Linked DNA regions of Homo sapiens: region 2 is linked to region 1. The links are chromatin contacts, found by POLR2A ChIA-PET in ENCODE. All regions are on one chromosome and are shown on one strand. The core of a region is the stretch at or near the end of the contact, and the rest is flanking DNA. Distances in the headings are between cores, read along the strand shown. Region 1 has its middle 5.2 kb from the start of RAB35-AS1. Region 2 holds the start of CABP1-DT (CABP1 divergent transcript).

Region 1 (5,918 bases), core at 1,810-4,309:
TCTGGGAGCCTCAGGAATCATGGGCAGCAAGATTATTTTTAAAAGGTGGGGGTATTAGGCCGAGGCGGGCGGATCACCTCAGGTCAGGAGCAAGACCAGCCTGGCCAACATGGTGAAACCCTGTCTCTACTAAAAATACAAAAATTAGCCGGGCTTGGTGATGGGTGCCTGTAGTCCCAGCTACTCAGGAGGCTGGGGCAGGAGGCGGAGGTTGCAGTGAGCCAAGATTGTGCTACTGCACTCCAGCCTGGCGACAGAGCGAGACTCCGTCTCAAAAAAAAAAAAAAAAAAAAAAAAAAAGGTGGGGGGGTATTGTTAAAACATGGTTCACGCAACCCTTCAAGGAACCAGACCTTCAGGTACATTCTCTTTGTCCAACACTGTGATGCGGGAGGACTTGGGAGAGTGGCAGGGAGGCTGCAGATTTGACAGTTTTGGGTGCAGGGATTGGAGACATTATTTGACAGATTTTGAAACACAATTGGCAGTTAGGAATGTTTTTCCTCAATGTATGGCTCTGTGGATGTGTCTCAGATTGCTTCAATAAGGAAAAAGAGGAACCAATCTAACTTAAAAGGTCTAAGTTCTAAAATATTGTGAAGGAAATGTAGATACCGCTTTAAAGTTCTAGTGCAGGATAGTGGAGCCACAGGGACTTCCAGGACAGGTTAGAACCTTAATTTCACTGCTTAATACTAAGCTGTGTGATCTAGACCATGTTCCTTAACCTCTCTGAGTGCATCCCCTCACCTTGACAGCGCAGTCTCACCGTGTTGTCATCTGTGTTGAATGACATAATGCACTTTGCACAGAGCCAGGCACACATAGGAGGTTCTGGATACATGGATGGTGACAGTGAAACAAGGATGATGGGGAATGAGATTGATTTTGAGAAATGATGATGATGACTATGTTTGATTCTCCAAAATGCTGAGTGTACATACATCAGCACACAGATGGTCTCCACTGTGCATGGGCAGGAAGGCACATTACCACCACTTAGATCGGTGCTTCCCACCGTCGTGAGAGAGAGAGGCCGGCAGGACGTGGTCTTTATTTTATGAAGAGTAAAGTTGAGGTACAGGTGGCAAGGAGCATCTCTGAGGTCACATTGGCAGAACTGGGAAAAAACCCATATTTCTTGATTCTCCGCTCACCAAGCCCCAGGGGCATTCTACAAAAATAATTTGGAAGGTGAATGTAACAAAAGTGAAACCCACGTTCTTGGCCTGTGACTGGGTTTCACTTTTTAAGAGATGGAGCCCAGTTATTTCACAGGGTGGCTCTGAGTTGCCCCTAGGTTCTGTTAGGAAGGGTCCCTGCTGCCTGCCCCAGGGGAAGGGGAGTGTTGATGTCAACACAGCTCAAGACACTGGAAAAACTGGTCTGAGGGATGATTGCCTCAGAGGGATTTCTAGGTGAGACCTTCCTGATTGTGCCTGAATGGATACCCCAGTCCCTGTCAGGTTCCCTCCTGTGAGCTATTTCTCTAGTGAGATGGCGGCCTGGTCACAGGGACAATTAGTGCATGATAATTCCTCAGGGCTGTGCCCCGCAGTCCCACAAGAGAAAGCTGTGGGTTTTGAATGTATTTACATTAGATCTTTCTTACCACTTGGGTTCCCACAAAAAAGGGAGCTAGGAAGCTGGGGTGCAGGATTCAATCTAGCATTTCGCAAATATTTTGCCCTCAAGACTCCTTATTTATTTACATGCAGGGTACTGCTCTGCCGCCCAGGCTGGAGTGCAATGGTGTGCTCATGGCTCACTGCAGCCTTGAACTCTTGAGCTCAAGTGATCCTCCTGCCTCAGCCTCCTGAGCAGCTAGGACTACAGCCACACACCACCACACCTGCCTAATTTTGTTTGTTTTTGAGATGGAATCTCACTCTGTCGCCCAGGCTGGAGTGCAGTGGCGTGATCTTGGCTCACCGCAGCCTCTGCCTCCCAGGTTCAGGTGATTCTTGTGCCTCAGCCTCCAGAGTAGCTGAGATTACAGGTGCCCGCCACCATGCCCAGCTAATTTTTTTTTTTTTTTGTATTTTTAGTAGAGATGGGGTTTCACCATATCGGTCAGGCTGGTCTTGAACCCCTGACCTCAGGTAATCCACCTACCTTGGCCTCCCAAAGTGCTGGGATTACACGTGTGAGCCATCGTGCCCAGCCTGGCTAATTTTTTAAATTTTTTTTGTAGAGATGAGGGTTTCACTATGTTGCCCAGGCTGGTCTTGAACTCCTGGCCTTGAGCCATCCTCCCTCCTCAGCCTTCCGAAGTGCTGGGATTACAGGTGTTTGTCACTGTGCCCAGCCGGGATCCTTTTATATTTTGAAATTTTTTTGAGGACACCAAAGAGCTCTTGTGTATACCTATCTTACCTATTGATATTTAGCATCTTAGGAGTCAAAACCAGGCTAGGCACAGTGGCTCATGCCTGTAATCCCAACACTTTGGGAGGCTGAGGTGGGAGGATGGCTTGAGGCCAGGAGTTCAAGACCAGCTTGGGCAACATAGTGAGACTGTTGTCTCTACAAAAAATTTAAAAATTAAAAAAAAAAAAAATAGCAGCCAGACGCAGTGGCTCACACCTGTAATCCCAGCACTTTCAGAGGCTGAGGTGGGTAGATCACCTGAGGTCAGGAGTTTGAGACCAGCCTGACCAACATGGCAAAACCCCGTCTCTACTTAAACAACATAAATATTAGCTGGGCATGGTGGCATATACCTGTAATCCCAGCTACTCGGGAGGCTGAGGCAGGAGAATTACTTGAACCCAGGAGGTGGAGGATGCAGTGAGCCGAGATCATGCCACAGCACTCCAGCTCCCACCTGAGTGACAGAGCAAGACTCTGTCTCAAAAGAAAAAAAAAAAGCCAGGCATAGTGGTGTGGTGGTGTGTACACCTGCAGTCCCAGCTACTCAGGAAGCTGAGGTGGGAGGTTCACTTCAGTCCAGGAGGTCAAGGCTGCAGTGAGCCATGATCGTACCACTGCACTCCCAGCTTGGGCAAGAGAGAGACTCAGTCTCAAAAACAAACAACAACAACAAAGCAAAACTGTTCAAGTGGCATTGTTCCACATTTTTTTAGGTTTCTAATGTCTGGATTCGCATGTCAGCTCTGCATTTGGTCTGTTGTATCACATGTCATGTAGGCTCTGGCAAACACTGTACAGTCATAAGCAAATGAAAGTGAAAAAGGCAAATCACATCTTAGTATTGTGAACATGTTTTGACTCTGAAGATCCTTTGAAAAGGTCTTAGGGAGCCCTGCGGGTCCTCAGACTACACTTGCAAAACCACTGATTTAATAATATAAAGGTTGAGTGAGAAAATTCCTGCTAAACGGTTTGGAGTCAGGGGAAGAAGCTGACCCTGAGTTAGACCCCAAGTTTGGCCCACACCCCAAAAAGTGAACTCAAGAGAGGGTTCAACTAATTGTATCTGACATTCTGTCCAACTCTCACACTGTGTGTGTGGCTTCACTTTAATTCAACAGGTATCAAGCACCTACCAGGCACTGGGTCTCCAGAGGATACAGATAAAGAGATGGTCCCTGGAATCATGGAACTTACATTCACTTGATTTCTGGGGGCTACATCAGGGCAGGGCAAGGCCCACTGCCAAGTCTCTTGGTGTGGCATCAGGCTTGCAGGTGTGGGAGAAAGGGCCCGTTTCCACTTCCATCAGAGGGAGACACCAGGCATCATATCATATCCTCTCTTCCTTCCCTCTTGGACCAGTATGCTGAGTGGTCCCCATCTTGCTCCTAATTTAAAGTCCCTGTCGGTCAGTTTACCTGCCTTCTCTGAGTTCTGATTCACCACCCACTGCTTCCTTCCTGGATGATCACAGCACACGTTCCCTCCCTTGCTACCTAGCACTCAGCAGCTTTGAAGTCCATGTTGCTGTCTGAAATAATGGATTTCACAGGTCCCTCCAACCTCCACTGCACTGATCTTCATCCCTGACACTGCTACCCTTGAGGGCCTGAGGTCCCCCTCTCCTTTACCCACTTAGCCTTCTGGTTGGTGACACTTTACTTCCCAAAGCTCTTTGAAGCGCCCTTAGCTCATCTTCCCTCCAAATATTCACTCCTTATTATTTCCTGGCTGCTAATCCTCTGCTTCCACTATCCTGAAAAATACTTCATGAGCCCCACTGCTCTCACCACCAAGCATTGTTTCTCTTGTCATCCACTGCCAAACTTCCTGCCACCTCTGTGGCTCCACTGCCTGCTTCTGCAAACCTCAGCGTGCTCCCTGCTTTACTTTTCTCCTTGGACATACTTGGTGCCTGTATTCTCTATCAGAATATAAGCTCTATGAAAGCTGGGATTTTAAAATTTTACTTACTGCTGAATCCTCAGCTCGTAGATCAATGTCTGGCATAGTAGGCCCTCAAGTATTTGTTGAATGAGTGAATGACTTGTTCCCCACTAAACTGTAAACTCCGTGAGGACAGGAGCTTTGTTTTGTTCATGTTCTAGCCTCTGTGCCCACTACAGTGCCTAACACCTAGTAACTGTGCAAATTTTTTTTTTTTTTTTTTTTTGAGATGGAGTCTCGCTCTGTCACCCAGGCTGGAGTGCAATGATGCGATCTTGGCTCACTGCAACCTCCACCTCCCAGGTTCAAGTGATTCTCCTGCCTCAGCCTCCCGAGTAGCTGGGACTACGGGCGTGTGCCACCACACCCAGCTAATTCTTTTGTATTTTTAGTAGAGATGGGGTTTCACCATGTTAGCCAGGATGGTCTTGATCTTCTGACCTCATGATCCACCCGCCTCGGCCTCCCAAAGTGCTGGGATTACAGGCGTGAGCCACTGCACCCGGCCACTTAATATTTACTGAATTAAGGATGAATCCAGTTACCAGGTAAATTACGTGATTTTTTTTTTTGGAAGCTGCTTTGTCTAGTTTATAAGTTTGCTTATTGTCTTTTGCATCTGTCCCTGCTGTTACCTTACACCCAGGCTTCAGCAATAACCTTTAAAGCTCTGCAGCTGAAATCCATCCTGCACCCTGCCAGATTACTTCACTAAAATATTTTGAGATTGCCTCTTTGCTCAAAAACTTTCAATGCCTCCTCATCGTATTAATAGTTTCTAATGTGCAAACAGGTGGTGTTGCAAAAGTTCATCTGTAAGTTAGCTGTTCAGAGCAGTGGAACAAAGTTTCCCATTACTGGACACACTGATCCTTTAGGTCACACAAGTTTACATATGTATACAGTGAGAAGGAGAAAGAAAGCTTAACATAACTCATCACTGAACTGTAGTTTAAATAAATGTCTAACAATGTTTCCAGAAGAAAATGTGCTGATTCATTTTGAGATGCCAGGCACATACCCTGGCCTGCAGGGAATTCCCCTCCAAGCCAAATGATGATTCTCATAGACTGTGACAGGGACTGTCTAAATAGACACTCAAAGCTCTCCTATTCCAGTGCCATCATGACATCTTTATGATAAAATCTTCTCCCCATCATTCTAACTAAAAGCTATAGCTTTCCTCCTCTGAAGTCTAGACTGCATATCTGACAGCTTTTCTATCTACTGTATTGTCTTATACTTTCAATTTCCTCATGAGTATGTCTTAACTCTTGATGAGGCTGTGAACTGGTGAGAAAAGGCTCTGTTCCTTTTTTTTTTTTTTTTTTTTTAAGACGGAGTCTTGCTCTGTCGCCTAGGCTGGAGTGCAGTGGTGCAATCTCGGCAACCTCTGCCACCCGGGTTCAAGCGATTCTCCTGCCTTAGCCTCCCGAGTAGCTGGGATTACCGGCGCCTGCCATCGTGCCCGGCTAATTTTTTTTATTTTTAGTAGAGATGGGGTTTCACCATCTTGGCCAGGCTGGTCTTGAACTCCTGACCTCGTGATCCTCCCGCCTCAGCCTCCCAAAGTGCTGGGATTATGGGTGTGAGCC
Region 2 (5,918 bases), core at 1,979-4,478, 520 kb before region 1:
CAGGTAAAGAAATAGACTTGGCCAAGCACGGTGGCTCATGCCTGTCATCCCAGCACTTTGGGAGGCTGAAACAGGTGGATCACTTGAGCCCAGGATTTCCAGACTGCCCGGGCAACATAGTGAGACCCTGTCTCTATTATAAAATATATTTTTTAAAAAAGAAATAGACTTAATGAGGTTAAGCAATTCACTTAAGTTAAAAACAAATGAAACTTGGGGAGTCATGAAAAATATACTTCCCCAGGGCTGTATTTTTCTCTAAGCAGATCTTAACTAAAAGTTTCTGTATTCAGAACCCCATCTGCCTTCTCTTGGTTCTGACCCTGCCTCTAAGGACAGAAATCTCAATACGGAGAAAAGGGAAGAAAAGATTAATTCCTCTCTGTCACAGGAGACTGGAGGCTCTGACACGAAAGTCCCAGCCTGGGTTTGCTGTTGTTGCTCACGTAGATGACTTCGAGGTGTCAGATGGAAGCCCAAACTGAATGTGCTGGGCTTTAAAGTAAAAGCCCGCAGCTGAGAGGCAAGAGCTTCCACAGGGAGGTAGTAAATATTTGATGGGAACTTCCAGCTCCTCCTGACTCAGGTGACCCTGGTGACATTTCAGAACATTGGGCCGGAGAATTCACTTAATGACTGAGAAATTAGAAGGAGAAACAAAAGCACGTCGCTACAATGCTCGGAGCTCAGAAAGGGCTCATGTAGGCAAATTCTGCAAGACAGGAAAGAAAGGACTCTTTTTTTTTTTTTTTTTCAGGAGCTGAGTCAGATCAGCTGCAAACTGAGTAACCAGAAAGTGTATGATTCTAGGCCAATGACCTACCCTTCCAAACTGCTAGGTACAGCCAGGGCCCTGGCTATCTGGTTCACTGTTGTCTTCCTGGTGTCTAGCAAATGTCTGAACAAACAAACCACAGGAACTAAGGAAACCCCTGAAGGTTTCCTTAATAAATGCTCAAGAAATAATTGATAAATGAATGAATTGGTATCACCCATTCAACAACCCAGCATTCCTGCTGCAACCCAGCCCCAATCCAAAGACCACTCGTGCCCTGGCAGCCTACACCTCCTCATTAACACAAAGCACTGCAGTGAACTCCCCTGACACATCGCCTCACTAACTCTCACGGCTCTGCATCCACATCTCTACTCCAGAGAACTGTTTCCAGCTAACTCGGCTAACGAGGGCTCCCTGCAGGAACAAAGCCACACACCACTGCCCTATGGCCCCACCACAGCAGCACCACGCAACCCAAATCCATGTGCGGCTGCCTTCATGTCAGACCTCCACCAGCATCAGCCACTGCCGAGTAGTATTTTGAAAAGAAATGTGCAGATCTGAAGCAAAACACACAGGGCCTCCTTGGAATTCTGATCCGGCGTGGCAAGCCAGGAGCTTGAAACAGCTTCTTTATGCTAGATCTCAGCACAGAAAGGCACAGCCCCCCCTGTTTCCCTACAAACCACGCAAACGCTCTAATCAGACCTCTGCATGACACCTCTCGGAGGCTGCCACAGAACTGTCTCAAAGCTGTGCCAATGAGTTTGACTTGATTACAGACTCCGAACTAGGGGAAACCCTGGCTTTTTTGCTCAGGAGTTCAGAGGTTTCCTTCTACTGAGCCTGTTTCCCCAGCAGCACAGCCTCAAACTGTAGACCTATATTGTGACTACGGAGCTGCTTTTAAAGGGCAGGCTCCCAGGTGCCTGGGACTCTTGAGGGAAAGGCCTGAGGGAACCACTGATGACCTCTTTGTGGCCTTTCTCACCCTTCCAATGGCATCCCTAGAGTGACAGCCTCCTTAAACCACCCCAAAGTTCCAGTTTGAGCCACAGCTCTGCATGCCCCTCCATGCCTACCCAGACACCTCTTCTCTTTCCTCATATTTTTGGATCTCCTAACTTTTCTCAGGCCTTCAGGGACATGATAGGCAGTGGCCAGTGTCCCTCGCCCTCAAGTAATTCTGTGTTCTCTGAGGTCCCCTCTCTTGACCCCCAGACTCCAAACCGCTTGCTCTCCTGAGTCCCTCCCTGGCGGTACTGGCCAGAGGCCAGAGGAGTGGGTTTGGCGCCACCTGCTCGGAGCGCCCCTCCTTGACCCCCGCAAATCTCCAGGACGGTCGTAGAGGTCGCTCTCTTCCAGGACTGGCGGGTTCTGGCGGGTATGAGGGAGGCTAGCGGGGAGGGCCTTGCCCCAAGAGGCCCGGAGCGTGGACAGCGCACGGGGTGCTGAATCAGGCACGGGGAGGAGGAGTGCCGGCAAGGGCGCCGGCCCGGGGAGGACGAGGTGAGCCGAGGCGTGATCCGTGGGGGACCACGGGCCGCGGGAGGAGGCTGTGGACGCGCAACCGCGGCCGGCAGGGTCCCGAGCGCCTTTCCCGGGAGCGCTGACGGGAGGCGCGGCCCTTACCTGGCCAAAGGCGGAGCTGAGCATGGGGCGCAGCCGGTGGAGGAACGGGTCCGCCTCGGACGCGGCGGCTGGAACGGAGTCCCCGCGGCCCCGGGCTCGCAGAGAGCCCCGGAGGCCGAGCGCCGGGGACAGTCCCCGTTCCTCCCCATCCCGCCCGCGGGCCGGCGGCAGCGGCGACGACGGCGAAGGTCGGGACGCCGCGGCCGGCAGCGCCTCCCGGGGCCTGCAGTGCGCCTGGGGGAGCACACGCTGGCTCCCCCGCGCGCCCTCCTCTCGCGGCGCCGGCCGGCACAGGGGCCTCCGCGAACTGGGGTCCCCGGACGACTGCGGCGTCGCCGGGCAGGAGCCGGGTAGCCGGCGGCTAGGCAGCCCCGGGTCCCGGGCAGGGCCGTGGCGGGGAGCCCGGCTGCCCCCGCTCGCCGCCGCCGCCGCCGCCTTCAGCAGCGACGTCTTGGACTCGCTTTTGGCGATGTGCGAGCTCATCGCGGCGGGGCCCGCGCTCGCATGGCCCGGCGGGGGCGGCGCGGTGCGGCGCGGCGCGGGGCCCCCGGCGGGCAGAGAACGGGGCTCCCGGCGGGAGCCAAGCCCGAGGACGCGCTGGAGGCGGGCGCCGTCCCCCGGCCGCTTAAATGCGGCCCCGTCGCCGCCGCCCATGTGACAGCGCAGCCTCTACGCCCGGAGCCCGGAGCTCCCGGCGGCTGGCGGTGCAGATCTGGGGGCGCTGCCGGCTGTCCCCGGAGAGCCCACCCCCGGCTCCCTGGCGGCCCAGGTACCGCCGCGCCCCGCCCCTTGCCCCGCCCCGCCCTGGGGGAGCCCCGCTTCCGGGCGGCCCCTGGCGGCGAAGGGGACGCTGCAACGCGGAGCGGGAGCACGAGGAGGGAAGGGGCTTGGCAATGGGCCCCAAAGAGGCCGAGACCCCGGGAGTGCCGGCAGCGCTCTTTATCACGCCTGGAGGCTCCTGCAGAGCCCCGGAACCGCCCGAACCTCCAGAAATGCAGGCAGGGTGCACTCCCCAGGGGGTACAACTTTGGCAATGAGGACTACAGAGGTCCGGGGAGAACCGGAGACCCGAGGAGCATGAAGGCACTCTGTGACATCACTGCCTACAAACGCAGGGGCCGGAATGCAGTGACAGGACACTGCTGGGAGGAAAGTCTCCCAGCGCCTCCGTGTGGGGCTGCCTCCACTCCCAATACCGTGCGGGGGGACTAGGACGACCCTGGTAAGTCAGCCACAGGATATCAGTTCTCAGAATAGAAGAGAAGCCAGGTCTGGCAGCACCTGATGATGGTAAGTCTCAGGTAGGACCCATTTGCTCCCCCTCCAGCTCTTGTCCCCTCTTTCACCTTCCTGCCTTTCTAGATGCTACAGAAATTCCTGCTCTCGGTGGGCAGCCAGGGAGCGTCCCAGGCCTTATCTGAATCTCAAATCCCAGCTCTGCCACCTACCATCTGGGTAACTTGGGCAGGTGTCATCAACCTCTCTGAGCCTTGTTCTCCTCTTCTGTAAAATGCAGATGATAAGCATAACTAATTTCTTGGTAACAGCAGACGATACTATGCACACAAAAGGCCTAGCCCAGTGCTCGGACAGGGGACCATCCAGTTAAGCCAGTTCCCTTCCCCCTGCACATCGTGAGGCCCCATCTACCATTCTTCTTTAGTATCCGGTGCTTGAGCTTTGCGGGGGGCTGGAGGGGTTCCTCCCAGGCTCTCCCTGTTCTGGTCCCTGGCCCCAATGCCATCCACAGTCTTGTCACCGCTCGGCCTCATTAAAAGGATACACGAGGCCGGGCACAGTGGCTCGCACCTGTAATCCCAGCACTTTGGGAGGCCAAGACCGGCGGATCACTTGAGGTCAGGAGTTCGAGACCAGCCTGGCCAACATGGTGAAACCCTGTCTCTACTAAAAATACAAAAATTAGCCAGGCGTGGTGGTGGGCGCCTGTAATCCCAGCCACTTGTAGGCATGAGAATAACTTGAACCCGGGAAGTGAAAGTTGCAGTGAGCCGAGATTGGGTCACTACACTCCAGCCTGGGCAACAGAGTGAGACCCTGTCTCAAAAAAAAAAAAAAAAAAAAAAAAAAAGAAGGGTACACAAACAGATTGCCGATATTACACTTCACTCATGCCAAGAGTTCATCCTTCTCTGCACTGTCTGCTTCTTTACAGAGTGTTGCTCTGTCACCAGGCTGGAGTGCAGTGGCACGATCTCGGCTCACTGCAACCTCTGCCCCCCAGGTTCAAGCGATTCTCCTGCCTCAGCCTCCCGAGTAGCTGGGATTACAGGCACCCGCCACCACACCCAGCTAATTTTTTGTATTTTTAGTAGAGATGGGGTCTCACCATGTTAGCCAGGATGGTCTCGATCTCCTGACCTCATGATCTGCCCGCCTTGGCCTCCCAAAATGCTGGGATTACAGGCGTGAGCCACCGCGCTGGGCCCTGTGTGCCTCTTTTACTTATCCATAGGCAAGGAATTAAGGAAAATGGATGGGCTGGGAAAGCAACTGCCCAGAGGCTAAAGTAAACTAGGAAAGTGTGGCAAATTGTTCCCCAGATCAGCTACCCTTAAGGGACTGAATTGCCATATCAAAGCCACTCAGGTTCCTAAAGCCCAAATCCTGAAGCAGCCTGGGGCGTTGCAGCCCTGAAGGCTCATTGCAGGGTCCTCTGGGATATGCAGGGTGTAATGAGTCCACCCTTTGAGTTCGAGGTCAGTCAATGTCTTACCTGCTCCAGCCCTCAGAATAATCAGTGTTTGGCAGGATTAAAAACAAAGGCACATTCAATATAAATCACAGGAGATAAAGAACCTTATCAGAAACCCTCAGGAGCCAATGAGAGGCAGAGGACTGCTGGGTATTCTAAATCCCTGCTGTGCCACTGTTGGTAACCTTTCTGAAATGCCCTAAATATTTTTGGGCAAGACCTCGGTCACCAACTAGTTTTTGAAAAACTGAAGAATCTGATTATGTTACCTATGATTACTAGAGTAAATAAATAAAAATTATGTCCATGAAGCAAATGGATGAAACACCTTCACTCATATCCCAGATAATCCTGGATGTATGCCAGGATTCCATTTCATTTGTAAAGTGTATTAATTTGGTCACTTATTTGACAAATATGTATCCAACCAGGCACTGCAGTAGTCATCTTGGATACAAAGATTGATCCATTCATTCAACAAATAATTGAGTGCCTGTTATCTGCCAGGCAGTGTTCTAGGTACCAGGGATATGATAGCAAACAAAATGGTCTCTATCCTCAGCAACAAATAAACAAATACATAAACGCATGGAAAAGTAATGGTGACAAACTGGTGGTGTTTCTGCCATGGGGAGAAATAAAGCAGGTAAGAGACTAGGGTTTAACGGGCGGTGCTATTTTATTTATTTATTTAATATTTTTACATAGAGACAGGGTCTTGCTATGTTGGCCAGGTTGGTCTTAAACTCCTGACATCAAGCAATCTTCCCACCTCGGCCTCCTAAAATGCTGGGA

Evidence for each region. ChIA-PET counts read pairs that join two places held with the same protein, here RNA polymerase II (POLR2A).
Region 2: POLR2A ChIA-PET joins it to region 1 with 10 read pairs in activated CD8-positive, alpha-beta memory T cell. The contact joins the promoter of CABP1-DT here to the enhancer-like site in region 1. POLR2A ChIA-PET finds 5 or more read pairs at or near these places in 3 of 52 experiments (GM12878, WTC11 and activated CD8-positive, alpha-beta memory T cell).

What each region holds. Positions count from the first base shown.
Region 1 is chr12:120,119,137-120,125,054 of GRCh38, reverse strand. No RefSeq gene overlaps it. Among named protein-coding and RNA genes, the nearest start is that of RAB35-AS1, 5.2 kb to the right of the region's middle. RefSeq lists enhancers at 1,047-1,186, 5,059-5,118. Within about 2 kb of position 3,059, at least 2 of the 41 ENCODE cell types and tissues checked have a DNase peak (open chromatin) inside an H3K27ac peak, as active enhancers do; they include GM12878, where a contact is called at or near this core.
Region 2 is chr12:120,637,832-120,643,749 of GRCh38, reverse strand. CABP1-DT (CABP1 divergent transcript) reads left to right here and starts at 3,228. Exons shown (of 2, transcript NR_183426.1): 1 at 3,228-3,700. It overlaps CABP1 (calcium binding protein 1), which reads right to left and starts at 3,124. Exons shown (of 6, transcript NM_001033677.2): 1 at 2,411-3,124. The coding sequence starts at 3,064. RefSeq lists silencers at 2,145-2,244, 2,465-2,634, 2,645-2,744, 2,965-3,264 and an enhancer at 4,736-5,237.